3 separate regions of the Homo sapiens genome follow, and regions 1 and 2 are each linked to region 3. A link is an interaction called in ENCODE POLR2A ChIA-PET data of the cell type or tissue named here. Cell type or tissue: PC-9. All regions are shown on one strand. Links, peaks and the distances in the headings refer to the core of each region. The heading gives the core; the rest is flanking DNA. Region 1 overlaps STARD3 (StAR related lipid transfer domain containing 3). Region 2 holds the start of LOC124904107 (U6 spliceosomal RNA). Region 3 holds the start of GRB7 (growth factor receptor bound protein 7).

Region 1 (10,071 bases), core at 959-8,958, 95 kb before region 3:
GCGGAGCCGGACTGCGGTTGGGGCGGGAAGAGCCGGGGCCGTGGCTGACATGGAGCAGGTGGGTCCCGGAGCGGTCGCTGGGAGCGGGTGGCGTGCGAGGGCCGTCTTCCGCCGGTCGAACCCGCTTCGCCGCCCGCTGTCCGTGCTGGGTTCCGTCCGACCCTTCCCACACCCGCTGCGTCTCAGGTTCCGCCCCCTTCCTCTGTCTGGCCTCGCGCCGCCCCGCGCGGGTTGGGGTCTCCAGCAATGACTCTTGGCGACCCCGCCTATCCTGGGGAGCCCGGGGAGGACGTTCGGGATCTCCTTCCAAAGCCTCCGTCTTAACTGAGGGGAGAGGAGAGGGTGAGGTGTCTGGGTGTTATGAGCAGGGGCAGGTATGGGGAGGGGTCGGAATCTGGGGTGAGAGGAAAACATCTACGCATTCCGGTAGCTCTGCGTCTCAGTGTCATCCCGTGTCTCCCCAACTTCCTTTCGAAACGGCCGTGAATAACTTCCTAATTGGTATTAAAAGGGCCCTTTGAAGTCTTGAGTTCTTAGAGGTGCATAGTACCATTGACACTCATTTCTAATGACACGTTCCCTCACCCCGCATTTTTGGGTTAGTCAATGTCTCCTGGTTTTCTTCGTACCGCTCTGACAGTCGGTCAAAGTCCCGCTTCACGTTTTCCTCTGTCGCCCAACCCCTCGCTCTGTACACTGAATCTCAGTGGTCTTATTTTCCCCCACGGCTTCAGCTTTACACCAACTAAATACCCAGATCCACATCTTCAGCGCAGCCCTTCCCTGGAGCTCCACGCTTGCCCATCCAGCGGCCATTGGGACAGCTCTGCTTCACATGGAGCTCACTGGGTCCAAACTTGAACTGGTCTTTTCCTTGCAGATTAATTCTTCCTCTACCCCAACCCAGCCGGAAGTCTGGTAATTTCCTTACACTTTCTCCTCTCTTTCAAGTCCCACATCTTAAAAGTGACCTAGTACTGCCAACTTCCTGAACATCCTTCAAACCTGGGCCAGCTCCATCTCTTCTGTTACCACGCTGTTGATGTATTGTCAATTCCCAACAGTCCAGCCCTGGCAGCTTGCAACCCAGTCTCCAAACTGTAACTCTTGTGATCCTTTTAGAACACAAGTCTTACGGTGCCAGTTCCTTGCTGATAACCTTTTTCTGGCTTTCTATTGCCTATGTGCTGAACCCCTAGCACAATTTACACAGCTCTCTGTGATCTGACCTAGCAGTCTCCTGTGTGCACCCTAAGGTCCAATAATACGGCACTGCAGCATGCGCCATGCCTACCCTTGCTGTTCGTATCTTCATGACTTTGCACACACCAGCCCCCGCTGCTTGGAAACCTCCTCCTTCTCTTGTCTGCTGGGCTACCTTCTACATGTTTTTCAGCGCAGGCAGCGCTGCCTCCGCCTAACCCCCAAGGTTAATTGCCCTTCTGTGTCCTGTAGCACCCTGTCCATAATAGCATAGTAGCTGAGAATACAGACTCCTGGATCAGACTGCCTGGGTTCTGACCTGTTTGGTAACCTTGATGAAGTCAGTGCCTCAATTTCCTCACTTGTAAAATGGAGGTAGGAATGTCTCTACTTCATAGAGTTGTGAGGATTGAATGGAATATTGTATGTTTAGGTCTTAAACCAGTGCTAGGCACAAGAATGCTCAATAAATTAAAGTGAGTTGCCTGGGTGCAGTGGCTCATGCATTAATCCTAGTACTTTGGGAGGCAAGGCAGGATGATCGCTTGAGGCCAGGGGTTTGCAACTAGCTTGGGCAACATAGTGAGACCCCATCGCTACAAAAATTTAAAAAACTAGCTGAGCATGGTGGTACGTGTGGGAGGATCCTTTGAGCCCAGGAATTTGAAGTTACAACGAGATATGGTTGTGCCACTGCACTCTAGTGTGAGGGACAGAGTGAGATCCTGTTTCTAAAATAAATAAATAAAAAGTTATTACTATTATGTAAGGACAACATAGTTCACCAGTTATGATTTTTAATTTCATAAGTTGCCTGAGGATGGTTGAAGTGGCTTACTAGTCATTGGATAGAGCCTGGCTCTTTGCCAATAAATAAAATGCTGGAGTGGAGGACACTGGGGGCAGGGTCTGGATTTATTGAGTGAAGATTCAAGAGTGAAAAAGGCTCAGACCTGGTCTGCTCAGGAAAACCAGTCTGGAAGTGTGTGTGTGTTACATGGCAAGCATTAAATCTAGAGAAATGTATAGATCTGGGAACTAGAGGGAGAAAAAGACCAGGGGCGGCTTCTGAGGAGCTGACAGTTAATGGGGCCTATAAAGCGATGGGAGGATTTTATCAGAGGGAGGCAGAGGCTGGAGTGGGCTCAGAGATCAGAAAGCTGGGTCCTCTGAACAGAGCTCCAGTAGATGGTGGCTGGGTGGGGGAACAGGGGAGACGGAGCTGAGGAAGACAGAGGCAGCGTCCTTTGCTGACGCTGGCAATTCCTTTCCTGTATTGGCCATGAGGAAGCATCCCTTGACTTGGGAGCCAGCAGGGACCATGCCTGGGGGCAACTATGCTCCGGAGGCCTAGTACCTGGTGTTTGGGACCAGGCCCCCTGGGTAGGGCCATTGTGCATGCCTTTGGGCTGGGCCTTCTTTGGAGCTCTTTTGCCTCCCTGTAATGCCCACCCTCCTTGCCTCCAGCTGATAGATGCTGACTCTTCAAGGCCAGGGTCAGATGGCCCCTCCTCCCTGTGGCTTTTCTGACTTCACTCATTCCAGCCTGGGTCAGATGATCCCTTCTCTGGGAGCCCACGGTCCTTTGTTCATTCCTCCCTGAAAGCGCTGATCACAGCATGGTATTATTTATCTGCCAGTCTTCCTCACCAGACCCAGAGTCCCTGATGGACCAGAACAGGGTCCTGTGGCCCCAGGACTTGCACTGTGTCCAGCATACTGTAGGCCCTTGGAACCCGCATGTTGCATTAAGTTGAGCTCTCACACAGCTAGACTTGTTAAGGGAGAGCGGTGCGGGGGAGATAAAAAATCCGGCACATCTGGCAGCTTGTGCCTGTTCCACTGAATGCGAGAGCCTGTTGGCTCCACTTTACAGATGAGGAAGCTGAGGTTCAGGGGAGGTAAGGTCAAGATCACTCAGCAGGGATTTAAAGAGCTGTCTCCTGACTCCAGGTCTGCATGTCTCCCAGAAACTGCCTTGGGGTCCCAGCCTCCAAGGGGGCAGGTGCCACATCAGTGGGACAAAAGAAAAGTGTCCCTTTTTCTGGCTGAGGAGAGGCTAATCCTGGCTTTGTCCAGGCAGGGTTGGTGCCTGGAGGATCCTGTGCTGAAACCGGCTCCCTTCCATCCCCCCAACCCCCCCACCCCTTGTCCCTTGCCCTATGGGGGCCTTTTCTTGAGAGGGCTGAGATCTCTCCTGGAAGATGACTAGCCGTTTCCAGACTAACCTTGGGAACTTGACCTCACTGGTTTACATAGCAGCACGAAGAGGGCAGGTGGGGCCTGATTCACTGGCCCTGAGTGGGTCAGGGGTCATGGAATCACAGAACTGGGGGCATCCCTGATGATTCACAGGGCCTGGCACAAGGGGGAAGGGAGGGCAAGTAGATCTCAGTGTGTTAGGGTCTTCCTGTACACTGCACCCGCAGAGCCTCCCCGGCTGGGGGGAGAAGTGTGTGGTGGTGAGTCTTGTTTCTATTTGGCTTAACTCTTCCCCTTCCGCTTCCTCAGAAGGAAAGGAGAAACAGAGCCAGGCTTTGGCTTTGGGTCTTATTTGTCACTGTAGCTGTGTCCTCCTCTCCCTACACTCCCACTTCTCCAGGGGATTTCCCAAACCCTCTGTGGAGGGCTATAGTAGGGCCAGTCAGCCAACCATCCCGAGGCTGATGGCATGGGCCAGTAACCCTGAATGTGCCATCCTAGCCAGGCGCAGTGGTGCACACCTGTAGGCTCAACTACTTGGGAACCTACTCCCAAGTTTTTGACTCCAGGATTGATGTCCAACCCCAAACCCACACCCTTTCTCCTGTTCCAGGGTGGACATTACGGATCCACAGACTAGCTAACTTACTAGACATGTACCGTGGCCAGGCACTGTGGCTGTGACTTGGACCTCAAGGGCTTAGGACAGATGGCCTTGAAACATCTAGCTGTGATAAGGGAAATGCTGACCCAGAGTTACTTGGGAGGCTGAGGCAGGATTGCTTGAGCCCAGGAGTTTGAGACCACAGTGTCCTATGATCGCGCCTGTGAACAGCCACTGCACTCCAGTCTGGCAACATAGTGAGACCTGTCTCTTAAAAAAAAAAAAAGTGTCATTCTGGGTCAGCCCCCTGAAGCCAGGGTCTACCCTTCCATTCTGCAGTACTGCTGGGACTCTCAGTTTGGGCAAAGTGCTATGCTGGACCTGCCTGGCCAGGGTCCTGCCTCTAACACTGTCCCCATGGGTAATAGTAGTAATAGCTGCTATTAATTAAGCACAGACACTGTGCATGTGTTGTTTCTAATCCCTTCAAGCTCTGTGAAGTAGGTACTATATTCTCCCCATTTTACAGAAAAGGAGACTGAAGTTCAGAGAAACCCAGTGATTTGGTCAAGGGCACACAATCTAATAAGGAATGGCCTTAGGTTTTTGCCTCCAGGACTGGTGTCCAACCCCAAACCCACACCCTTTTCCCTGTTCCAGGGTGGACATTATGGATCCACAGGCTAACTTACTAGACATGTATCATGGCCAGGCACTGTGACTGTGACTTGGACCTCAAGGGCTTGGGACAGATGGCCTCGAGACATCTAGCTGTGATAAGGGAAGTGCTGACCCAGAGTTCTGAAAGGTCAGGGGAGTCTGGAGGGTGAGGAGAAGCTCTGCCCCGGAGGTGACATTTGAACTAGTCTCTGAAGCGCCAGAGTTCTCCCCAAAGGAAGGAGGTCATTCAAGAATGAGGAAACAGGGCGCCCAGGCGATGGGCTGTGGTGTGTCCTGGGAGCAGCCAATGATCAGCAGAGTAGAGGCAGCGAGTGTTGACCCCCATAGCAAAAAATGAGTGCTGGGGTCTGGAGTCCTCCCTCCTCCTTAACCCTCCTCTGTTATCAAAGACTCAAGGTTAACTCACCTTACGTCTTCTCCCTACAAGTCAGGCTCAGGGAGGGGAGCAGATACCCTGCTTGAGGACCCCCAGGAAACCAGTTCCTCTTTCCTTCTTGTGGAGGGAGTGCCTGGGCTCTGGGCAGGGAAGACCCCCACAGAGGGTGGAGTCCAGCTCCAGGAGAGGCAGCCTGGGCAGGGAGGGGCTGCTCTCCCGGCTGGGCGTGAGTGTCCATGTGCACTTGTGCATGTGCTGCTGTAGGGAAGGGTGTAAATGGCCGTTCAGTGCATTTCCTGGAAACCCACTCTGAGCCTGGTACAGTTCTGGCACTGGGCATGCAGCAGGGAGCAAAGCACAGGAAGTCCTTACTTTCATGGAGTTCGCATGCCAGTGGGAGACGATGGGCAGTAAACACAGACCAGTGAATGTATCATATGTCAGGGGTGACAAGTGCTGTGAAGAAAAATACAGCAGGGTAAGGGATGGAGGGTGGGGGCTAAATAGAGGTTCAGGAATGGTCTCTACAAAGGGACATTTGCATAGGGACCTCATTGGAATGAGAGAGCAAGTCATGCAAAGACCTGGGGAGGAGCTCCCGACAGAGCAGCAGGTGCAAGGGCCCTGGGGTAGGAGCATGCTTGATGTGTCCGTGGACAGCGAGGGACCAGTGTGGCTGGAGTAGAGGGCTCAAGGGGAAGAGGAAAGGGGAAGAGGAGGACTTGTAGGCTAGGGTGGGGACTTACGCCTTTATTCTGGGGAAGCCATTGGAGGTTGGGGCACTGGGGAGATGTGATCTGGCTTTTAACAGGATCCCTGTGGCTGCTGTGTTGAGAACAGGCTGAAGGGGTGAAGACAAGAAAGAGTGGCAGGTAGAGGTGATAGCCTGGACAGGGTGACATAGTGGTAGGTGAGCAGTGGGCAGATACTGGCCAGATTTTGCAGGAAGAGACAACAGGATTTGCTCATGGTTTGGATGTGGAAGGGAGGTGTGACCAGATGAATGCTAAGCCCAAAGAGGGCCTCTTGACACACTGTCCCCCAGCTAGCAAGGACTCTTGCAGGCAGCAGCATTTGTACTTAGAAGGTCCCAGCCTGTCATGGGGGAAGGTCATGTTCCTCTGGGGTCGGCTCCGCTCTGCCTCTTCCTGGCTAGGGGACTGTGGGCAGCTCTCCTTCCCATGAGTCATCACTACAGCTTCTGGGAAGGGGTGTGATGCATTAAGGAGATGGTGTCTGCATGGTGCCACCGCAGGCCATGGCCAGCTGGATCTGTGTCTTCTGCACCAGCCCATCTGGATGCAGTGCAACCTGTCTGGTCTGCTATCCTGCGTTCCCCTAACTGGCACCCTCCTGGGCCAGCCAGCAGCAGGACATAGACCAAGGCCAACCTCCTCCACACCCAGGGCCTCTGCCTTCTACCCTCTGTGGAGTCTCCATTAACTTGGCATTGACAGGGCTGCTTGACTCAAAACAACCCCAGCCCTGCCCTGAAGCCATCTCGCCAGTCAGTCAGAGCTCAAGACTCTCTCTTTCTCTGGAGAAGAGCAGGAAAGTAATCCCAGCTAACCCTCATGCAGCCACCACTCTGTGTCAGAATCTCTTCTAGGCCATTGCATTGAATAAGTCATTTAATCCATATAAACCTGCAAGGAGTAGGTGATATTGTTAACCCCATTTTATAGGCGAGGAAACTGAGGCATGGTGAGGTTAAGTGACCAGCAAGGTGGAAATCTGAGGTTTGACCCATCTCCTGGTGTGGAGTCCAGTTCTCTCAGCTTCACTGATCCTTCCTGATTTGTGCTGAGTTAGGGACCCCTTGGGAAGCCCCCATGGGCAGGGGGTGCTGGTGCTAGCATTTCCTGTGGATTATGGGAGGGGGATGTGTGGAGGACCTGTGTCTACTGTTCCTCTAGCCTCTGGGGGATTTGGAGAACCCACTCTGCCCAGAGATGTAAGTCATCTTTGGATATAGATGAGACTTGTTCCCCCTCCCCCTGAATCCCAGGGCACAGCTCTATGGAATAAGCTCTAGCTGGAACTTGTAAAGTTTGGCCCAGCCCTCCCTGGGAGGCTAGGAGGTGGGGAAGAGCCAGGAGACTCGAAGTGGTGGTGGTAGTTAATGTCTATGTGGTTAGACGTTAACCAGTTACTCTGTGGTGCCAGGCACTGTCCTAGGCACGCTATAGTTATCATTGTCTCCTTTGGTGCCCCCAGACAGCCCAGGGTCAAGACAGGTAGCCTCAGTTTACAGATGCAGCAGTGGAGGCTTGCACAATGAGTAGGTGGCTTTGTTCAAATCACAGACCTAGGCCAGGTATAAAAGCCTAAGTGTGGTGTAATTCCAGCACTTTGGGAGGCCAAGGCGGGGAGATTGCTTGAGTCCAGGAGTTTGACACCAGCCTGGGCAACATAGTGAGACCCTGTCTCTACAAAAAAAAAAAAAAAAGAAGAAGAAAAGAAAAGAAAAATTAGCCTGGCATGGTGGCATCTGCCTGTAGTCCCAGCTACTCAGGAGGCTGAGGCAGGAAGATCACTTGAGCCAGGGAATGTTTGAGGCTGCAATGAGCTGTAATCACACCACTGCACTCCAGCATGGGCGACAGAGTCTCAAAAAAAAAAAAAAAAATCGCAGACTTGCCTTGGCTAGGAAACGCCTACTGAGAGCTGCCGTCGGTCAGCTGGGCTTTGGAGCCGCCTCCCTGAAGAAAGGTGTCTGGAGCTTCTGGCCTGGGGTATGACGAAGGGCTAGCAAGGAACCCTGTCTGTGGCTCTGCAGCCTGAGATTTGTGGAAATTGAAAATTGGAGGTGGGTGAGTGGGAGGCGGCTTAGCCATCCTGCTGTCCTCCTCTTCTGTCTGCGGGAAGGGGCAGCCGATGCTGTTCCCTGGGTGGGAGCTTGCAATTGCAGAGGGGCCGGTCTCAAGAGGAAGGAGTAGAGATCAGCCCCTGCACTCCCCTAAGAGCCTCTGCCAGGAGCCAGGACAGTCCTCTACTTCCTGCCCCTCCCCCAACCTGGAATTCACCTCTGCCTGCAGCTGGATAACCTGGCCTTTCTATAGATGAAGGAACCAGGCTAGAGGGTTAGGGAGCTTGCTCTGAGCCACACAGCAGGTGAATTGTAGAGTTCAGATTTGAACCCACGCCTTTTGGGGTGATTTTTATTACATGTCACTATAGTGTATTTAACCTCCCTCGCTCACAATTTCCCTCTTACTTGAAAGGTTTTTGTTTTGTTTTGTTTTTTTGAGACAGAGTCTCACTGTGTCACCCGGGCGGGGGTGCAATGGTGTGATCTCGGCTCACTGCAACCTCCGCTTCCCGGGTTCAAATGATTCTCCTGCCTCATACTCCCAAGTAGCTGCGATTACAGGCACACGCCACCATGCCTGGCTAATTTTTTTGTATGTTTAGTAGAGACGAGGTTTCAGCATGTTGGCCAGGCTGGCCTCAAACTCCTGACCTCAAGGGATCCTCCCACCTCAGCCTCCCAAAGGGCTGAGCCACTGCTCCTAGCCCCATCTTACCCGAAAAGTCTTGCCAGCTACTTAATCTATCTCAACCACCACTGACCAAGCGGTTACCATACTCCCTCCTGACACCTACCTCAACACCCATCCCTGTGACATAGGGATTCTTGCCTTTTTTTTTTTTTTTTTTTTTTTTTTTTGAGATGGAGTCTCACTCTGTCACCCAGACTGGAATGCAGTGGCGGGATCTTGGCTCACTGCAACCTTCGCCCCTCAGGTTCAATCAATCCTCCCACCTCAGCCTCCCAAGTAGTTGGGACTACAGGTGCACACCACCACACCCGGCTATTTTTTGTAATTTTAGTAGAGACAGGGTTTTGCCATGTTGGCCAGGCTGGTCTCAAACTCCTGACCTCAGGTGATCACCTGCCTCAGCCTCCCAAAGTGCTGAGATTATAGGTGTGAGCCACCGTGTCTGGCTTCTTGCCTTTTCTTGTCATGGTAAAATATACATAACATAAAACTTACCATTTTAACCTTTTGTTTGTTGTTTTTTGTTTTGAGACAGGGTTTCTCTCTGTCACCCAGGCTTGAGTGCAGTGGCACAGTCTCAGCCCACTGCAACCTCCACCTCCCCGGCTCAAGTGATCCTTCCTCCTCAGGCTCCTGAGTAGCTGGGACTGCAGGTGTGTGTTACCACGCCTGGCAAATTTTTGTATTTTTTGTAGAGACGGGGCTTTGTTGTGTTGCCCAGACTGTTCTTGAACTCCTGAGCTCAAGCAGTCCTTCCTCCTTGGCCTCCCAAAGTGCTGGGATTACAGGCCTGAGCTACCACACCCAGCCTATTGTTGCCTGTTTTAATGCAGCTGAGGAAACTGAGTCTCAGAAGGGTTATGCTTTGCCCCAGAGCACACAGCTAGGAAGGGGACAGTCTGAGATTTGAACCATGACCTTAGAGTCCATTCCTTTTTCCATGATACCAGCCACCTCCTGTTTGTCCTGAGTCCAGGACACCACCCAAAACCCTATTACAAGTGGGGCTGGTACTATTGTATCCTAGGGTGAGGAAGAGAAGGCCTGGAAAGCGGTGTGGGGGCGTGTGCCCACCCCTTCCCTTTGCCTCATGAATAATCCGCTGTTCCCTGGCACCTGACTTCCCCCCTCCCCACCCGCTTCCCCCTCTAACCCAGGATGGTAAAACCTCCACTTTTGCCCGGCGTGGTGGCTCACGCCTATAATCCCAGCACTTTGGGAGGCCGAGGTGGGCGGATCACAAGGTCAAGAGATCGAGACCATCCTGGCCAACATGGTGAAACCCCATCTCTACTAAAAATACATAAATAGGCAGGCGTGGTGGCGGGCACCTGTAGTCCCCTCTACTTGGGAGGCTGAGGCAGGAGAATCGCTTGCACCTGGGAGGCGGAGGTTGCAGTGAGCCGAGATCGTGCCACTGCACTCCAGCCTGGTGACAGAGCGAGACTCTGTCTCAAAAAAGTTAAAAAAAAAAAAACCCTCCACTTTCCCCCCTACCTCCC
Region 2 (10,071 bases), core at 909-8,908, 250 kb before region 3:
CCTAGCTAATTTTTATATTTTTAGTAGAGACGGGGTTTTACCATCTTTCCCAGGCTGATTGCAATCTCCTGACTTCATGTGATCCACTCATCTGGGCCTCCCAAAGTGCTGGGATATAGGCGCGAGCCACCGTGTCCAGCCTAGAGGATTTAGTGTCATTTTGGGAAAAGAATGAAACTTTACTTTTTTTTTTTTTTTCCGAGACAGAGTCTTACTTTGTCGTCCAGGCTGGAGTGCAGTGGCGTGATCTTGGCTCACTGTAACCTCCATCTCCATCTCTGAATCCCAAGTGATTCTCCTGCGTCACCCTCCCAAGTAGCTAGGATTACAGGCATGTACCACCATGCCCAGCTAGTTTTTTTTTTGTTTTGTTTTGTTTTTTTGAGAGTTTTGCTAGTTGCCCAGGCTGGAGTGCAATGGTGCGATCTCAGCTCACTGCAACCTCTGCCTCCTGGGTTCTAGCGATCCACCTTCCTCAGTCTCCCAAGTAGTTGGGATTCCAACTAATTTTTTGTATGTGTAGTAGAGAGAGGGTTTCACCACGTTGGCCAGGCTGATCTCGAACCTCTGACCTCAAGTGATCCACCTGCCTTGGCCTCCCAAAGTGCTGGGATTACAGGTGTGAGCCAGCACGCCCAGCCGAAACTTTTCTTTTCTTTCAAACATGTATTTTGAATAGGAGTGTACTAGCTCAGGTATCAAATGCAAGAGTGAATTCAGCTAATGGTATTTCAAAAGCCTTTCTCATTTGTGGTCTATAATTCTTGATTTCAAGAAGCAAGGCAGCCCACGTCCAACATAGTACAATCTACATGACCATAGCTATTAATGGATATATTTCTGCCTTAAGTAGATCATCTGTATACTTTTCTTAGAAATTTCAGTTAACCAGCCGGGAGTGGTGGATCACGCCTGTAATCCCAGCACTTTGGGAGGCCGAGGCCGGCGGATCACCTGAGGTCGGGAGTTGGAGACCAGCCTGGCCAACATGGAGAAACCCCGTCTCTACTAAAAGTACAAAATAAGCAGGGTTTGGTGGCCCATGCCTGTAATCCCAGCTGCTTGGGAGGCTGAGGCAGGAGAATCCCTTGAACTCGGGGGGCGGAGGTTGCGGTGAGCCGAGATCACGCCATTGCACTCCAGCCTGGGCAACAAGAGCGAAACTCCGTCTCAAAAAAAAAAAGAAAAAAAAAAAAGAAATTTCAGTTAACCATATAGAATTTTTAAAGTCTTCTTTTCTTCTTTCTCTTTTTTTTTTTTTTTTGTGGCAGAATCTCACTGTCACCCAGGCTGGGGTACACTGGCGTGATCTTGCCTCACTGCAATCTCCACCTCCTGGCCTCAGCCTCCTGAGTAGCTGGGACTACAATCACAAGCCATGCCCGGCTGTTTTTTTTTTTACATTTTTGGTAGAGACCAAGTTTTGCCATGTTGCACAGGCTGGTCTCGAACTCCTGAGCTCAAGCAGTCTGCCCACCTTGGTCTTCCAAAGTGCTGGAATTACACGTGTGAGCCACTGCGCCCAGCACTTATGTGCTTGCTCGCTCGCGCGCTCTCTCTCTCTCTCTCTCTCTCTCTCTCTCTCTCTCTCTCTCTCTCTCTCTCTCTCTCTCTCTCTCTCTCTCTCTCTTTCTCTTTTCTTTTTTCTTTTTTTTTTTTGACAAAGTCTCATCCTGTTGCCCAGGCTGGACTGCGATGGCACTATCTCGGCACACTGCAACCTCCGCCTCCCGGGTTGAAGTGATTCTCCTGCCTCACCCTCCCAAGTAGCTGGGATTACAGGCAAGCGCCACCATGCCTGGCTAATTTTTTGTATCCTTAGTAGAGATGGGGTTTCACCAGGTTGGCCAGGCTGGTCTCAAACTCCTGACCTTGTGATCTGCCCGCCTCGGCCTCCCAAAGTGCTGGGATTACAGGCATGAGCCTGGCTTGCCTTTTTTTTTTTTTTTTAACAGAGTTTCGCTTTTTTTAGCCCAGGCTGGAGTGCAGTGTTGTGATCTCCACTCACTGCAACCTCCACCTCCTGGGTTCAACCAATTCTCCTGCCTCAGCCTCCTGAGTAGCTGGATTACAGGCGTGTGCCACCACACCCTGCTAATTTTGTGTTTTTAATAGAGATGGGGTTTCACCATTTTGGCCAAGGTGGTCTTGAACTCCTGACCTCAGGTGATCCACCCGCCTCGGCCTCTCAGAGTGCTAGGATTACAGGCCTGAGCTACCGCACCTGGCCTTGCTCTGTTTTTCTAATAGCCTTGTTCATTTGGAGCGTACTGAACTTCAGGGGAGTCTACATTATTTTTAAAGGCTGTATCTCTATAAGTTCAGTAAACTCCAAATGAACCAGGATTTTCCTAGTAGAATGGGATGCTTGGTTTCCATTTTTTATGTACTTAACTAAACTTTTTTTTTTAGGGAACACTTCACGAATTTGTGTCATCTTTGTGCAGGGGCCATGATAATCTTTTCTGTATTGTTACGGTTTTAGTGTATGTGCTGCCAAAGTGAACAATCAACTACATTTTTTTTTTTTTTTTTTTTTGAGGCAGAGTGTCTCTCTGTCACCCAGGCTGGAGTGCTGTGGTATGAACTCAGCTCACTGCAACCTACGCCTCCCAGGTTCAAACAATTCTTGTGCCTTAGCCTCCCAAGCAGCTGGGATTACAGGCATGTGCCACCATGCTTGGCTGATCTTTGTATTTTTAGTAGAGAGGGGTTATGCCATATTGGCTAGGCTGTTATCTAACTCCTGGCCTCAAACAATCCACCTGCCTCAGCCTTTCAAAGTGCTGGGATTACAGGTGAGAGCCACTATGCCTGCCTCAACTAAATTTTTTTTTTTTTTTTTTTTTGAAACGGAGTCTCACTCTGTCCTCTAGGCTGGAGTACAGTGGCATGATCTCGGCTCACTGCAACCTTCGCCTCCTGGATTTAAGTGATTCTGCTGCCTCAGTCTCCTGAATAGCTGGGGTTACAGGCTTGTGCCACCACGCCTGGCTAATTTTTGTATTTTTCGTAGAGACGGGGTTTCACCATGTTGGTCAGGCTGGTCTCGAACTCCTGTCCTCAAGTGATCCACCCGCCTTGGCCTCCCAAAGTGCTGGCATTACAGGCGTGAGCCACCTCGCCCTGGCTCAACTAAATTTTTGATAAAAGTTTGTAAATAGTGGTGAAATCACTGTTTCTTTTCTTTTTTTTTTTTAAGAGACAAGTTTTCCCTTTGTCGCCCATGCTGGAGTTCAGTGGCCTGTGCACAGCTCACAGTATCCTCTACCTGCTAGGCTGGAGCGATCTTTCCACCTCAGCCTCTCAAGTAGCTTGGACTACAGGCACGTGCCATCATGCCTGGCTAATTTTTGTACTTTTTTGTAGAGATGGAGTTTGACTGTGTTGTCCAGGGTAGTAGAACTCCTAGACACAAGGAATACACCTTCCTTGGCCTTCTAAAGTGCTAGGATTACAGGCATGAGCCACCGTGCCTGGTCTGAAATCATGTTTTAAACAACCAACTTCAAGGGGAAGGAGATAAAGGATTATATTTAAAGTAGTTTACGCTGTTAAAATGGGCAAATTATCTCATTGAAAAATTTAGTGTTTTTTAAACAGTTACAATTTATTTATTTATTTATTTATTTATTTATTTATTTATTTATTTTTTGAGGCGGATTCTTACTCTCATGATCCGCCTACCTTGGCCTCCCAAAGTGCTGAGAGTACAGGCGTGAGCCACCACCCCTGGCGTAAATATTTATAAATTTTATATTTTTTCTTTTTTTTTTGTTTGAGACAGGATCTTGCTCTGTTGCCCAGGCTGGAGTGCAGTGGCATGATCTTGGCTCACTGCAACTGCTGCCTCCAGGTTCAAGTGATTCTCATGCCTCAACTTCCCAAGTGGCTGGGATTACAGGCATGAGCTACCACACTTGGCTAAGTTTTTGTATTTTTAGAAGAGACAGGGTTTCACCATGTTGGCCATGCTGGTCTCAAACTCCTGGCCTTAAGTGATATGCCTACCTCGGCATTCCAAAGAGCTGGGACTACAGGCCGTAGTCACCATTCCTGGTCTATATTCTTTTTTTATTAACAGTATTTTTATTAGAAGTGTTTCCATTACACCCACAGATTCAGTTCAGATTCCAAAATACTATTCATATTCTAAAAGTTTGGCAGTCCTAGAGCTTGGTAGGTTTTTAAATTACACATGTATTATGAAACCTAATTACCACATGTGAATTTGTGTATAGGTATAAATGGGGAACTAGGAAATACTGATATAGTTAGGGTACATCAGCGCTTCCTGGTAGTGACTTTTCAAGTAATGACTGTGATGTATAGTATCTGCTCCCCTATGATAGACTCACTTTGCATGTACCACATGTCCGCAACCCTTTATAATACTGAGTGTCCTATGCTAAAGGTGATAATGTTAAGCATTGTAGTTTTGAGGCTGTCATTAAATTTTCAAGGTTTTTAGTACATTGGAATTTACTGAAACAGGATTTGACCTCTATTCAAATTGTATATCCTGAACTGGTAGGACATAACCTATCAAATACTCATTCTGTCTTGAAATAAACATGCTAAAAATGTAATATTTTAGAAGCAGTATACATTTTTCATACATGTTCAATATCCCTAATCCAAAAATCTAGAAATCCTCCAAAATCAGGAACATTTTTAGCGCTGACATGATACTCAAAGGAAATGCTCATTGGAGCATTTCAGTATTCAGATTTTTGCATTGAATATGCTCATCCAGTATAATGCAAATAATCCAAAATCTAAAAATTTTAAAAATTTGAAACACTCAGGCCGGGTGCGGTGGCTCACGCCTGTAATCCCAGAACTTTGGGAGGCCGAGGCGGGCGGATCACGAGGTCAGGAGATCGAGACCATCCTGGCTAACATGGTGAAACCCCGTCTCTACTAAAAATACAAAAAATTAGCCAGGCGTGATGGTGGGTGCCTGTGGTCCCAGCTACTCGGGAGGCTGAGGCAGGAGAATGGCGTGAACCCAGGAGGCGGAGCTTGCAGTGAGCTGAGATCGCGCCACTGCAGTCCAGCCTGGGCGACAGGGCGAGACTCTGTCTCAAAAAAAAAAAAAAAAAAAGTTCAGACACTCTGGTTTGAGGCATTGTGGATAAGAGAGTACCTAATCTGTATTAGTACTTTATTTGAGCTCATAAAGTAAACATTGGAGAAAACAAAAATATGAAACACAGATTGGCTGGGCATGGTGGCTGATGCCTGTGATCCCAGCACTTTAGGAGGCCAAGCTGGAGGATTGCTTCAGGTGGGAGTTTGAGACCAGAGCTTAGGCATCCCCCCCCTTTTTTTTTTTTTTTTTTTTTTGGGAAACAGAGTCTCACTCTGTCGCCAGGCTGGAGTGCAGTGGCTCAATCTCAGCTCACTAATCTCCACCTCCCGGGTTCAGGTGATTCCCCTGCCTCAGCCTCCTGAGTAGCTGGGACTAACAGGCGGGTGCCACCACGCCTGGCTAATTTTTTTTGTATTTTGGTAGAGACAGGGTTTCACAATGTTTGCCAGGATGGTCTTGATCTCCTGACCTCATGATCCCCGGCCTCGGCCCCCTAAAGTGCTGGGATTATAGGCATGAGCCACTGTGCCTGGCCCCTGTCTCTTAAAAAAAAAAAAAGCAGCTGTGGTGGTATGCACCTGTAGTCTCAGCTGCTTGGAATGTTGTAGTGGGTAGATCACTTGAGCCTCGAGGCTGCAGTCAGCTATGATTGCACCACTACAGTCCAGCTTGGGTGACACAGCAAGATCCTGTCTCCAAACAGACAAAAAACCATAGACTGAATTTATTTGAAATGATGATGACACAATTAAAATACCTTAATTTTTCTTTTTTCTTTTTCTTTTTTTTTTTTTGAGACAGAGTCTTGCTCTGTCGCCCAGGCTGGAGTGCAGTGGGGTGATCTTGGCTCACTGCAACCTCTGCCTCCTGGGTTGAAGCGATTCTCCTTCCTCAGGTTCCCAAGTAGCTGGGATTTTGGGAGTGCACCACCATGCCCAGCTAATTTTTGTACTTTTAGTAGAGATGCGGTTTCACCATGTTGGCTAGGCTGGTCTTGAACTCCTGACTTCAGGTGATCCGCCCGCTTGGCCTCCCAAAGTGCTGGGATTACAGACATGAGCCACTGCACCCTGCCTCTTTTTTTTTTTTTTTTTTTTTTCTGTGAAACAGAATCTTGCTCTGTCACTTAGACTGGAGTGCAGTGGCACAATCATGGCTCACTGCAACCTTGGCCTCCTTCCCTGGCTCAAGTGATCCTCTCGCTTCAGCCTCGATAGTAGCTGGGACCAGAAGTGCATGCCACCACTCCCAGCTAACTTTGTTTATTTTTTTTAGAGATAAGGTCTCACTATGTTGCTCAGGCTGGTCTTGAACTCCTGGGCTCAAGCAATCTTCCTGCCTTGGCTCCCAAAGTAGTGGGATTACAGGCATGAGTCACCATGCTCAGCCTGATTTTTCTTGTTCTTCTAGTGAAGCCAAACCAAGAAGAAATCTGTTTTGAATAATGAGGAATTGAGATTTGTAAAGAATATTCCGACAGTGGTTGAGAAATTACAAGTTTTTTTTCGCTGAACATCTTAAAAATTAGAATAATTTAAAAAATCTATGTTGGTGGGGTGCGGTGGCTCATGTCTGTAATCCCAGCACTTTGGGAGGCTGAGGTGGGCAGATCATGAGGTCAGGAGTTCGAGTCCAGCCTGGCCAATATGGTGAAACCCCATCTCTACTAAAAATACAAAAAACTAGCCGGGCGTAGTGGCACACGCCTGTAGTCCCAGCTACTTGGGAGGCTGAGGTAGCAGAATCACTTGAACCCAGGAGGCAGAGGTTGCAGTGAGCCAAGATTGCACCACTGTACTCCAACCTGGGCAATAGAGGGAGACTCCGTCTCAAAAAAAAAGAATCTATATTACATTGTGACTCAAAGAGTTTTCTGATAATAAGTTTTGTTTCTAGGATGGAAAAATCTGAGTGCAGATTATAATAATGTTGCATGTTCATCTCTCCCAGTATTTCAACAGAAAGTTTCAGATGATCATTATCTACTCCACTGACTATCCCAGTTCTGGTTGATGTGGTACAAACTAACCTATATTGTATTGTTCTGTCTGATTTACAAGGGATTAAAACGATAAAAATTGGCAGGAGTCAATAGCTGTTGAGATTTATGTTCTTATATTTTGAGTAAATGACATTCTTTTATGGAAAATTCACACACAAGGGTTAACAGTATTCTTTAAAAAGATACATTGCAAGAGATAGATCTTTGTGGTCTAGGAAATATTCATGCAAAGCACCAATATTTTCCTTTATAACTACCTGTCATAAAAATAGAGAAGATTGCCTGTGGTTAAGGTTCTCAGATCTTTTTCAACCATCTGATACTGTGAAGGAATAGAGAAGACCTATCTGGCCTGATTTTATTTGTAGACATGAGTTAGTCTGTTGTACTATAGATGTCTTATTTTTTCTGAGGATGTGCATGACACAATTTTTTTTTTTTTTTTTTTTTTTTTTTGAGATAAAGTCTTGCCCTGTCACCCAGGCTGGAGTGCAGTGGCACGATCTCGGCTTACTGCAACCTTGACCTCCCCAGTTCAAGCAATTCTCATGCCTCACAAGTAGCTGGAACTACAGGCACATGCCACCATGCCCAGCTAATTTTTGTATCTTTATTTAATAGAGATGAGGTTTCACCATGTTGGCCAGGTTGGTCTTGAACTCCTGGGCTCAACTGATCCGCCTGCCTTGGCCTCCCAAAGTGTTGGTATTACGGGCATGAGCCACCACACCTGGCTCTTGGCACAAAATTTCTCTACCACTTATTAATAAATTGAGATAGGCAAAAAATTGTATCTGGGCCATACGTGGTAGGAGGCGAGGCAAGAGCATCACTTGGGGAGGTCCAGGATTTTGTGACTAGCCTGGGCAATATGGCAAGACCTTGTCTCTACAAAAAATTTCAAGAATTAGCTGGGTGTGTTGGTGTGTGCCGTGGTCCCAGCTTCTTAGGAGGCTAAGGTGAAAGTGTTGCTTGAGCCCGGGAAATTGAGGCTGCAGTGAGCCATGATTGTGTCATTGCATTCCAGCCTGGGCAACAAAGTGAGTCCCTGTCTCAAAAAAAAAAAAAGATTGAAAACTGACTTTTCTGATCTATTCCTGGAAACCTATCTTTCTACAAAACCCCACTGACTACTATAATTTACTGATTACTGGGAGAGGCTTCTGCCACCAGGTGCCTTAATAATTCTGAAATAGTTGCTTGGACCCTTTTTCTTTAGATTTTTAGTTTGATGATTGTCTATTTTGGCTGGTCAGGTTTGCCTTCTGCTTTGAAGTGAACGGAATGATTCAGTATATTTTTTATTAGTTTTGACTTACAACTTAGCTATATTTCTATTTTTTTGTAAATATCTTCGGCAATTTATATTTTTTACAGGGAAAGCATTCTAAAATACTATTTCTTTTTTCCAAGATTTTTGCACCTCTTTAGCGATAGAGTAGTATTAAATTGTTGAGCTCTTCTTGTTTGTTAAATCTTTGCTAAAATGTAGAGTAAATTCGATGAACTCCACGAGTTGCAGTGATACTTTGTGAATTTAAGAAAATTACTTCCTGCATTTTATTTCTATTTTTAAATTTTTTATTTTTCGAGACAGAGCTGCCCTTTGTTGCCCAGGGTGGAGTGCAATGGCATGGTGATGGCTCACTGTAGCTTTGACTTCCTGGGCTCAAATGATGCTCCCACCCCAGGACTGCCGGTTGCCATCTGCCCCCAAGTAGCTGGAAACACACACTTATACCACCATGTCCAGCTAATTATTTTTGAGACAGAGTCTTGTCACCCAGGCTGGAGTGCAGTCGTGCGATCTCAGCTCACTGCAACCTCCTCCTCCTAGGCTCAAGCAATTCTCCTGCCTCAGCCTCTCGAGTAGCTGGAATTACACCACCACACCCAGTTAATTTTTTTTTTTTTTTTTTCGAGATGGAGTCTCACTCTGTCTCTCCGGCTGGAGTGCAGTGGCGCGATCTCAGCTCACTGCAACCTCCACCCCTGGGGTTCAAGCAGTTCTCCTGCCTCAGCCTCCTGAGTAGCTGGGAGTACAGGTGCACCCAGCTAAATTTTGTATTTTAATAGAGATGGGGTTTCACTGTATTGCCCAGGCTGGTCTCGAACTCCTGAGTTCAGGCAGTCTGCCCACCTTGGCCTCCCAAAGTGCTAAGATTACAGGCGTGAGCCACCGTGCCTGGCCAGTTTCTATATTTTTAGTAGAGACAGGGTTTCACCAGGCTGGCCAGGCTGATCTTCAACTCTTGACCTCAAGTGATCTGCCCACCTCAGCCTCCCAAAGTGCTGGGATTACAGGCATGAGTACTGTGCCTGTTCTAATTTTTTTTTTTTTTTTGAGACGGAGTTTCATACTGTTGCCTGGGCTGGAGTGCAGTGGCACGATCTTGGCTCACTGGAACGATTCAAGCAATTCTCCTGCCTCAGCCTCCTGAGTAGCTGGGATTACAGGCAGCTGCTACCATGCCCGGCTAATTTTTTGTAGTTTTAGTAGAGATGGGGTTTCCCTATGTTGGCCAGGCTGGTCTCGAACTTTTGATCTCGTGATCTGCCCGCCTCAGCCTCCCAAAGTGCTGGGATTACAGGCTTGAGCCACCGTGCCTGGCCTAATTTTTTTTTTTTTTTTTTAATTTTTTGTAGTGATGGAGTCTCACTGTGTTTTCCAGGGTGGTCTCAAACTCCTGGCCTCAAGCAATCCTCTTGCCTCAGCCTCCCAAAGTGCTGGGATCACAGGGGTGAGCCACCATGCCCAGGTGAATTTTATTTCATCTCAATAAAACTCCAAATAAAATCTTAGGAACGATATATTAAGAGTTTGATAAAGGGAACTGCAAGTAATATCACAAATATTTCATTGTTTTTAAAATATACTATAGATTTCTATTTATAAAATTTATCTCAGCCAGGCATGGTGGCTCACGCCTGTAATCCCAGCATTTTGGGAGGCCGAGGCACGTGGATCATTTGA
Region 3 (8,968 bases), core at 969-8,968:
ACCATGTTGGCCAGGCTGGTCTCGAACTCCTGAAGTTGTGATCTGCCCATCTTGGCCTCCCAAAGTGCTGGGATTACAGGTGTGAACCACTGCACCCGGGCTCATTTTTTTTTTTTTTAAACCAGGCAGGTCGTAGTGGCTCACACCTGTAATCCCAGCGTTTTGGGAGGCCAAGGTGGGCGGATCACTTGACGCCAGGAGTTCAAGACCAGCCTGGCCAACTCGACAAAACCCTGTCTCTACTAAAAATACAAAAATTAGCTGGGTGTGGTGGCGCACCAGCTACTCCAGAGGCTGAGGCAGGAGAATCGCTTGAACCTGGGAGGTGGAGGTTGCAGTGAGCTGAGATCTCACCACTGCACTCCAGCCTGGGTGACAGAGTGAGACTGTGTTCCAAAAAAAAAAGAAAAGAAAAGAAAAGAAAGAAAATGCAGTGATTTGTACTGTTGCCTAACCATCACTACAATCCAGTTACAGAATGTTTCCGTCAACCTGATAAGTCCTTCCCACCTGTTTCTGGTCAATCCAGCTCCCAATTCCAGTCCTGTGCAACCACTGATCTGCTTTCTGTCTCTAACTTTGCCTTTTCTGGATGTTTCATATAAACAGAATAATACACTATGTGGCCTTTTGCTTCTGGTTCTTTCATTCAATATGTTTTTTGAAATGCGTTCATCCTGTAGCGTCTAGAGTAGTTTGTTCCTTTTCATTGCTGAGTCGTATTCCACTGTGTGGTTATGCCACATTTTTTTCTTAATTCACCAGCTGATGGATATTTAGGGTTCCAGTTTTTTTTGTCTTTTTTGAATAATGCTGCTACAAATGTTTAGGTGTCTTTGTATAGGTGTGTGTTTTCATTTCTCTTGGGTAGATTCCTAAGGGTAGAACTGCTGGGTCCTGTGTTTAATTTATGATTATCTTTTTTTTTTTTGAGACAGGGTCTCGCTCTGTTGCCCACGCTGGAATGCAGCAGTGCAAACATGGCTCACTGCAGCCTCGACCTGCTAAACTCAAGCTATCCTCTTGCCTCAGCCTCCTGAATAGCTGGGACGACAGACACGCACCACCATGCCCAGCTAATTTTTTTTTGTATTTTTTGTAGAGACAAGGTTTTGCCATTTTGCCCAGGCTAGCATTTAACATTTTAAGAAATGGCCAGACTGTTTTTCAAAGTTTTCCCACCAGCAATATATGAGGATTTGTCTCTCCATATCCTCACCAATACTTGTTTTCTGTCTCTTTGATTATAACCATCCTAGTGGACATGACATGGTATGTAACTGTGGTTTTAATTCTCATTTATCTAATGACTATGTCGTGTATCTTTTCATGTAGTTATTAGCCATTCATATACATATTATTTGAAGAAACATCTATTCAAGTCTTTTGCCCATTTTTATTTGTCTCTTTATTATTGATTTGTAAAAGTTCTTTATATATTTTGGATACCAACCAAAATATATACAACCATATATACAACCATATATAGTTGTATATGATTTGCAACTATTTTCTCCCAGTCTTCGGCTAGTTTTTTTTCTTTTTTCTTTCTTTCTTTCTTTTTTTGAGACAGGGGTCTCACTGTGTCACCCAGGCTGGAGTGCAGTGGCACAATCTTGGCTCACTTCAACCTCCACTTCCTGGGTTCAAGAGATTCTTGTGCCTCAGCCTCCCAAGCAGCTGAAATTACAGGCGTGCACCACCATAGCCCAGATAATTTTTTGTGTTTTTAGTAGCAATGGCCAGGCTGTTTTCGCTATGTTGGCAAGGCTGGTCTGGAACTCTGGCCTCAAGTGATCTGGCTACCTCAGCCTCCCAAAGTGCTGGGATCACAGGCATGAGCCACTTCATCTGGCTTCATTTTTTCTTTCTTTTCTTTGAGACAGTGTCTTTCTCTGTCACCCAGACTGGAGCGCAGTAGCACAATCACAGCTCACTGCAGCCCCAACTTCTCAGGCTCAAGTGATTGTCACACCTCAGCCCCACCAAGTAGCTAGGACTATAGGCCCGCACCACCATGCCTGGATAGATTTTATATCTTTTGTAGAGATGAGGTCTTGCCAGGTTGCCTAGGCTGGTCTCAAACTCCTGGGCTCAAGCGATTCACCTGCCTCAGCCTCCCAAAATGCTGGGATTACAGGTATGAGCCACCATGCCTGACCCCTTCTTTTTTTTTTTTTTTTTTTTTTTTTTTTTCGTATGGAGTTTTGCTCTTCTTGCCCAGGCTGGAGTGCAATGGCACCATCTTGGCTCACTGCAACTTCCGCCTCCTGGGTTTAAGCGATTCTCCTGCCTCAGACTCCCGAGTAGCTGGGATTACAGGCATGCACCACCATGTCTGGCTAATTTTGTATTTTTTTTTTTTTTTTTTTTTTTTTTTTAGTAGAGATGGGGTTTCTCCATGTTGGCCAGGCTGGTCTTGAACTCCCGACCTCAGGTGACCCATCCGCCTCGGCCTCCCAAAGTGCTGGGATTACAGGTGTGAGCCACTGCGCGCGGCCTCCTGGCCTCTTATTAATGGTGGCTTTTGAAGTGCAAAAATTTTAAATTTTGACAAAGTCTAACATCAATTTTTTTCTCTTGTCAGTTGTCTTTTTGCTGTTATATTCAAGTTCTCTGCCTAACCCAAGGTCATGAAGACTATCTCCCATGGTTTCTTCTAGAAGTTTTATGGTTTTAGCTCTTACATTCAGGTATCTGATCTATTTCAAGTTTTTTTTTTCTTATGCATCCTGTGAGCAAAAGATCTAAATTCACCTTTTGGCATGTGGCTATCCAATTGATCACAGCAGCATTTATTGAATGCCTATCCTTTCCTCCATGAAATTGTCTTGGCACCTTGTAAAATCAATTGACCAGAAATGTAAGGGTTTCTACTTGGACTCTGGATTCTGTTCCATTGACCTATAAACGCATTCTTATTTATTATTATTATTATTTTCCCCCGAGACGGAGTCTTGCTCTGTCACCCTGGCTGGAGTGCAGTGGCACGATCTCAGCTCACTGCAACCCCCGCCTCCTGGGTTCAAGCAATTCTCCTGCCTCAGCCTCCTGTGTAGCTGGAATTATAGGTGCACACCACCATGCCCAGCTAATTTTTGCATTTTTAGCAGAGGCGGGGTTTCACCATGTTGGCCAGGCTGGTCTCGAACTCCTGACCTCATGATCCACCTGCCTCGGCCTCTCAAAGTGTTGGGATTACAGGTGTTAGCCACCGTACCTGGCCTTATAGTTGTTGTTGTTTTTAAATTCAGATACAACTTATACACAGTAAAATTCATCCTCTTGAGTGTACCTTTCTTTTTTTTTTCTTTTCTTGAGATGGAGTCTCGCTCTTGTCTCCCAGGCTGGAGTGCAATGGCTCGAACTCAGCACACTGAAACCTCCGTCTCGTGGGTTCAAGAGATTCTCCTGCTTCAGCCTCCTGAGTAGCTGAGATTACAGGCGTACGCCACCACGCCCGGCTAATTTTTGTATTTTTAGTAGAGACGGGGTTTTGCCATGTTGGTCAGGCTGGTCTTGAACTCCTGACCTCGTGATCCACCTGCCTCAGCCTCCCAAAGTCCTGGAATTACAGGGGTGAACCACGCACCCAGCCTTGAGTGTGCCTTTCTATGAGTCCTAAGAAACACACACATTTGTGCATCCAACCCCAAAACCAAGATACAGTATGGTCCCATCACCTCTCACAAGTCCCTGTGCCCCCTACTGTGGACCCCTCTCCCTCCTCCCCAACCCCAGACCTGGTTTTTGTTCACACAGTTCCACCCGCTCCAGAAAGCCATATAAGTTGATTCCTACAGCACTCCGCCCTCTGACTGTGGCTTTGTTTCCATCCCATCCTTCAATATCCAGGATGATCTTTCCAAAATGTAAATGTGCCCTCTCCTCTGTGCTTCTACTTAAGTCTAAATACAACTTGCAGGGTCTGGTCTTTGACCGCTACTCCTGCCCATCTGGACAAACAGGATGGATGGCTCTCAAACCTGGTTTGCAGAACAGCCACCTGAGGGCTTGTCAATACCACACCTTCCTGGGTCTTAGCCCTAGAGACTGAGATTCAGTTGCTGGAGAGGAGCCCAAGAATCTATTTTCCACACAAGGTTAGGGAGGTCTAGAGGCCACATTTGCAGAAGCACAGCTTCCTCTCTCCACACCTTCCACACCTGTCCAGGTTCACCCACGTGGCCTCTGCTTCCTCCCTTCTCCTCCAACCCCACTCTCTGTCTCCGCATGCTGCATCTCCTCCTGCCCAGAGCTCTGGCATTGATTTCCTCACTGGGGAAAGTGGCCTCCTTCCCCAATTCCCATCCACCGATTCCAACCCCCTTCCCATGTCAGCCAGCTTCTCCTCTGCTCAGCTGTCACCTCCACTGAGAAGTCTTTCCTGACTCCCTATGTGAGTCATTTTCCCAGCATAGTTGTCTCCTGTCATTTCTTATTTGTGTGATTCTTTGGTTAACATCAATCTTCCTGATTGGCTGTGTGAGGATGGGCGGGGTCTGTTTTTGTTGTTTACGCCTGTATCCCCAGCACAAAACATGGGGCTGGCATATGGTAGGTACTAAACAGATAGTTGAATAAATGAATGAGTGAATTGTCTACTCTGCCTTTGCACAAGCTGCTCCATCACCAAAGAGACCTTGCCTCCTCCCCCACTTCTTTGCTGGGCCCACTCATACCGGTTTTCCTAGGAAAACTCTGGAGAAAATTGAGGCAGGAGCCACTCATTCGTGCCCCTTCCAGGGTGGACCTCTTATCACCCTAAGGATTGTTTGTTTTCCTGTCACCCACATCAAGCTGGGTGGTGGCCGCAGCCTTTGATCTCCACCTCCTAACCCCTCTCCCAAGTACCCTGTGTTTGCCCAGCACTGAATGAGACAGCTAAAGTGATCCCTGAGAGAACTAAAGTGTTCCCTCAGGCCGGGCGTGGTGGCTTATGCCTGTAATCCTAACACTTTGGGAGGCCGAGGTGGGCAGATCACCTGAGGTCAGGAGTTCAAGACCAACTTGGTTAACATGGAGAAACCCCATCTTTACTAAAAATACAAAAATTAGCTGGGTGTGGTGGCAGGCGCCTGTAATCCCAGCTACTCCGGAGGCTGAGGTAGGAGAATTGCTTGAACCTGGGAGGCAGAGTTTGCAGTGCGCCAAGATGGCACCACTACACTCCAGCCTGGGTGACAGAGCGGGACTCTGGCTCAAAAAAAAATAAAATAAAGTGATCCCTCTAAGAGGAATCCCCAGGGGCCCAGGCCAGAGCTTTCTCCAGGTCACCATGGCTCCTCCCACTGTGCCACCCTGCCTAACCCCCTCGATTTTAAAGGAGAAGCCAAGACTCTGGACTTTGCTCAGAAGGTGGGGGGCGGGGGAGGGAGGGCTTACCCTGGGTACCTCTGAGGGGCCAGGGCGCAGCCACCACGGTAAGGGTGACTGCAGATCGAGGGGCAGGCCATGTTGCTGGACACCACCCTGGCTGGCGTCCCTCTCGGCAGGGTGCTCTTTGCCCCATGGGGTGGGATCCAGAGCTGCAGACAGGCCCCCAGGCTTGGCCAATGAACAGACCAGGTTCGGGGAGGGTGTTGGAAAAGAGTGGATGGGGTGGTTCCCCTTACCTTGCAGCCCCCAGGCCCTCCCCCCTCCCTCCCAGGTGGTCGGGACTCTTGATCTTCGCTCGTGGTACTGTCTGTTCGGCTGTCTTCCCCGCCTCTCCCCAGGCACCTGCATCCTCCCTTGGCACCTGCTGCCAGGCTAGGAAGGGCAAAAACAATCCCAGTTGGCGTAGTCAGGGAGTCTCCGCCCTCCTCCCAGGTTTCCTCCTCCCAGGCGCCTCCCCTGGACCCGCCCCCATCTGCCCAAGATAATTTTAGTTTCCTTGGGCCTGGAATCTGGACACACAGGGCTCCCCCCCGCCTCTGACTTCTCTGTCCGAAGTCGGGACACCCTCCTACCACCTGTAGAGAAGCGGGAGTGGATCTGAAATAAAATCCAGGAATCTGGGGGTTCCTAGACGGAGCCAGACTTCGGAACGGGTGTCCTGCTACTCCTGCTGGGGCTCCTCCAGGTAAGGGGACCGAGATCGGTCTCAGACGACAGCCTGCCAGGCAACCCCCAGCCGCACCAGGGCCCCAGGCTGTGCCAGTCTCCGGCTGAACTGGCCGGCGGCCCAGGTGGGAGGATTGGAGCCACCTGGCTCTCCCCCTCCCCCGCTCGGTGATGTCAGGCCAGGGGCGGGGGCTGGAGGGGGACAGGTAGTTAAGGGCCTGGCGTCTCCCTCCCTGAAGACGTGGTCCCAGCCGGGTGTCCTGACGCTCGGGGTTCAGGTAAGAACCCAAGCGGGCATTTATCCTTTGGGGGCAGGCACGGCCGGTCTGGAGGCCGGTAGGGAAAGGCTGGGTCTCCTGATGGGTTGCTTGGCCTCCCACTTTTCTCTTTTCTGTCCATTTCCCACCCTGCCCCCTCCTCCCCACCCGCCCTCTTTTCGTCCCCATCCTGGTTTCCAGCGCTCCTTGTTCCCTCCCTGTACACCTCCCTGCAGGCAGCAGCTGAGAATGGGAAGGAAGACCTGATTCTCTCCTCCGACTTGGCTTTCCCGCTGAAACTAGCCCCTCCCCGCACACCCGGGGAGAGCCGCCCTCACTCTCTGGCTCGCCCAGTTTACCCCAGTTTGGGTTTCCCCAAGTCTCTAAGACAGACGTCTCTGCGGGCTGCGGGGAGATGTGGGGAGGGCCCCCTCCACTTTGGAGGGCAGTGAAGGAGAGGGATCCTCTAAATTGTCGAGGCTTCATCTCTCCAGATTGTATGCCCTTCTCAGCAACACCGCCTCCGGCCCTCCGATGGGAAAGTGGAGGCCGGGTGAGACGGGGTCCCTCCTGGCTTCAGCATGAAATGGGCAGGAAGGCTGGAGGGGTGTATGAGGGGCTCTGCAGTGCGGTGGGGCCTGGGGAGAGTGGGGTGGGGGATAGCAGATGGTTTCTTCTGCTTGATGAGGCTAGGGAGAGACCCAGGTTCCCGGTCTGGGTCTCCCTGGCAGATTGAGGACAGAGAATGAATGCATCTGCCGGCAAGGTGGAACGCCCCCCACCCCGCCCCCCAACTAGCCGCACCGCCCCCCAGGAATGCCCTCTTTTGGTCCGCCGGTCTTGGACTCTGCTCTCCCCTCTCCTGATATCCTACTGTATGCTTGGTGGGGGGACCTCATGGAGGCGGGCAGCCTGTAATGATTAACTGCAGAGACACTCCAGCATTCTTCCCGAATTAAACTTTAAAAGAGCTGCCCCGCCTTCTCCCATTGGGTATTTTTCCTGAGTGAGAGTGGGCGGGGCCTCAGAGTCCTGGGTCCTCCCTTATACTAGGAGTCATCCAGGGGTTTCTCACCTTCTCACCTGGGCCCTGCACCCTAAAAAATTATAAGCCTCTCCCGTGGGGGCGGGGCGTGGAGTACTGGGCGGACGGGGGCTCTCCCGCCACATCCAGGCCCCTGGCCCAGGCCTCAGTCCCGCAAGCCCTTCCCCCTGCTCTGGGAAGCAGAGTTGTTTTCTGTTGGCCCTGAACACCGGGCCCCGCCACCTGCCCTTAGGGCCAGCCAGGTGGGGCGTGATTCAGGAAGTAAACAAGGAGGTTGGGAGGACGGGAACGCGGGTGGGGCTGGAACCACTGGGGGAGGAGGCAGCTGGGAAGCCACGGACGGAGTTACCTCGTTGAGGGGACAAACTGATTTTGGGGGTCGGTGTTTCCAACCGAAGCTTTACCGGGGCCTCAGTTTGAAAACTCCAGATCTCTAAGCTGCCAGGCCCACAGCCAGGACCCCTTCCTCCTCCCTGCTCACCCCATTGGTCTTGACGATTCCACCCGCCTCCAGCCTTAGAAGCTTAAGGGCACGGCTGGGGGGCTCTGAAGGCAAACCCCAGCCTTGGACTGGCCCTCTCTGATCTCTGAGGCCAGGCTCTAATGTGATTTGAATCTACTTCTAACCCCTTCCAAGCACTGCCCTCCCGAATTCTCTGCTCCTCTCCCCACCCCACTGTTGGTCTGTGATTTCGAGGCAGGCGTGGCCCCCTGCAGCCTGGAATGAAGTCACTGGGGCTGTTTGGAGACCGGGGCTGTTTGGAGGTTAGACTGGGGTGGGAGTGGGGGATTGTGTTCTGGTATTGAGGTGCTGGTGTCTCTTGCTAGCGGGTGATGGGTGTGTCGTGCCCCTCCTGGCAGGACCCTGAGCCCCCTCCCTGGCCTTTCATCCTGTCTGTCTTCTTGAGTGTTTTCCCTTTCCACTCCTGCTCCTGTGGTACCCCTCTGGCCGGGACACCCAGGAGAATGTGTCAGGAGGAACTTCATCCACACAGGGCAGGGGCTCTGAGCGATGCTTTGGGTGGGGAGGGGCACCGCCGGGATGCTGGCTTCTCTCCAAATGGGCCTCTGAATCCAGGCCGGGCATTGCCTCTCTCCTTCCCAGGCGAGGGACTCCCTGGCGAGGAGGTGGTTTGGGACTGGGGGTGAGAGCAGATCGTAGGTCCCACCTGGCCTGGAGCTAGGCCGAGGGTGGGGAGGAGGAGGTGATGTCAGGAGCCTCAGGCCCACATCCTCCTCCCCCATCCTGTTCCCAGCCCCGTGCCTCCCCCATTCCGCTCTGGCTAGCAGTGGGTTGGGGAGTTGGGGGAAGGGTGGAGGCAGGGCTGTTTTTGTTTCTCCTAAGCCAGGAAGTTGTGTGGATGAGTCAAGGTTGAATGGAGAGCCCTAGGCAGTGTTGTCCCGCCCGCCCTGACTCACCTGTCCCCCAAATCCCCTGATGCCCTCACTGAAGGGTCAGGTGCCTGCTCCCTCCTGAGGGGTCAATCCCAGGTGCCCCAGGTGGCCTCATAGTACTGGCCCAGTGTTTGGAGAACAGGCTGGGGGCTGGGATTGCAGGTTCTCCCAGGTCTCAGCCCGGCCAAAGGGGTCTGCTGGGTTCCTGCGGAGAAGGTGCCAGCCC

Evidence for each region. Peaks named below come from ENCODE experiments on the same cell type or tissue, not always from the same donor. Only the 100,000 strongest peaks of a DNase experiment are listed, where the experiment ranks them.
Region 1: POLR2A ChIA-PET joins it to region 3 with 17 read pairs; 17 of 35 experiments call an interaction of 5 or more read pairs at or near these places.
Region 2: POLR2A ChIA-PET joins it to region 3 with 30 read pairs; 2 of 35 experiments call an interaction of 5 or more read pairs at or near these places.

What each region holds. Positions count from the first base shown.
Region 1 is chr17:39,637,174-39,647,244 of GRCh38, forward strand. STARD3 (StAR related lipid transfer domain containing 3) reads left to right here. Exons shown (of 15, transcript NM_006804.4): 1 at 1-58. LOC124903998 (a long non-coding RNA gene) reads right to left here and starts at 117. Exons shown (of 2, transcript XR_007065749.1): 1 at 1-117. RefSeq lists an enhancer at 523-642. In PC-9, for the core only: no CTCF peak of the experiment used is centred there; no DNase peak of the experiment used is centred there; H3K4me3 peaks cover 430 bases.
Region 2 is chr17:39,480,082-39,490,152 of GRCh38, forward strand. The region is part of intron 2 of CDK12 (cyclin dependent kinase 12); the gene reads left to right. It overlaps LOC124904107 (U6 spliceosomal RNA), which reads right to left and starts at 2,507; the gene lies at 2,405-2,507. In PC-9, for the core only: no CTCF peak of the experiment used is centred there; DNase peaks (open chromatin) are centred at 5,730 and 6,470; H3K27ac peaks cover 4,002 bases.
Region 3 is chr17:39,732,070-39,741,037 of GRCh38, forward strand. GRB7 (growth factor receptor bound protein 7) reads left to right here and starts at 5,869. Exons shown (of 15, transcript NM_005310.5): 1 at 5,869-6,064. RefSeq lists an enhancer at 8,129-8,726. In PC-9, for the core only: no CTCF peak of the experiment used is centred there; DNase peaks (open chromatin) are centred at 4,002, 7,322, 7,432, 8,682 and 5 weaker places; H3K4me3 peaks cover 5,303 bases; H3K27ac peaks cover 5,093 bases.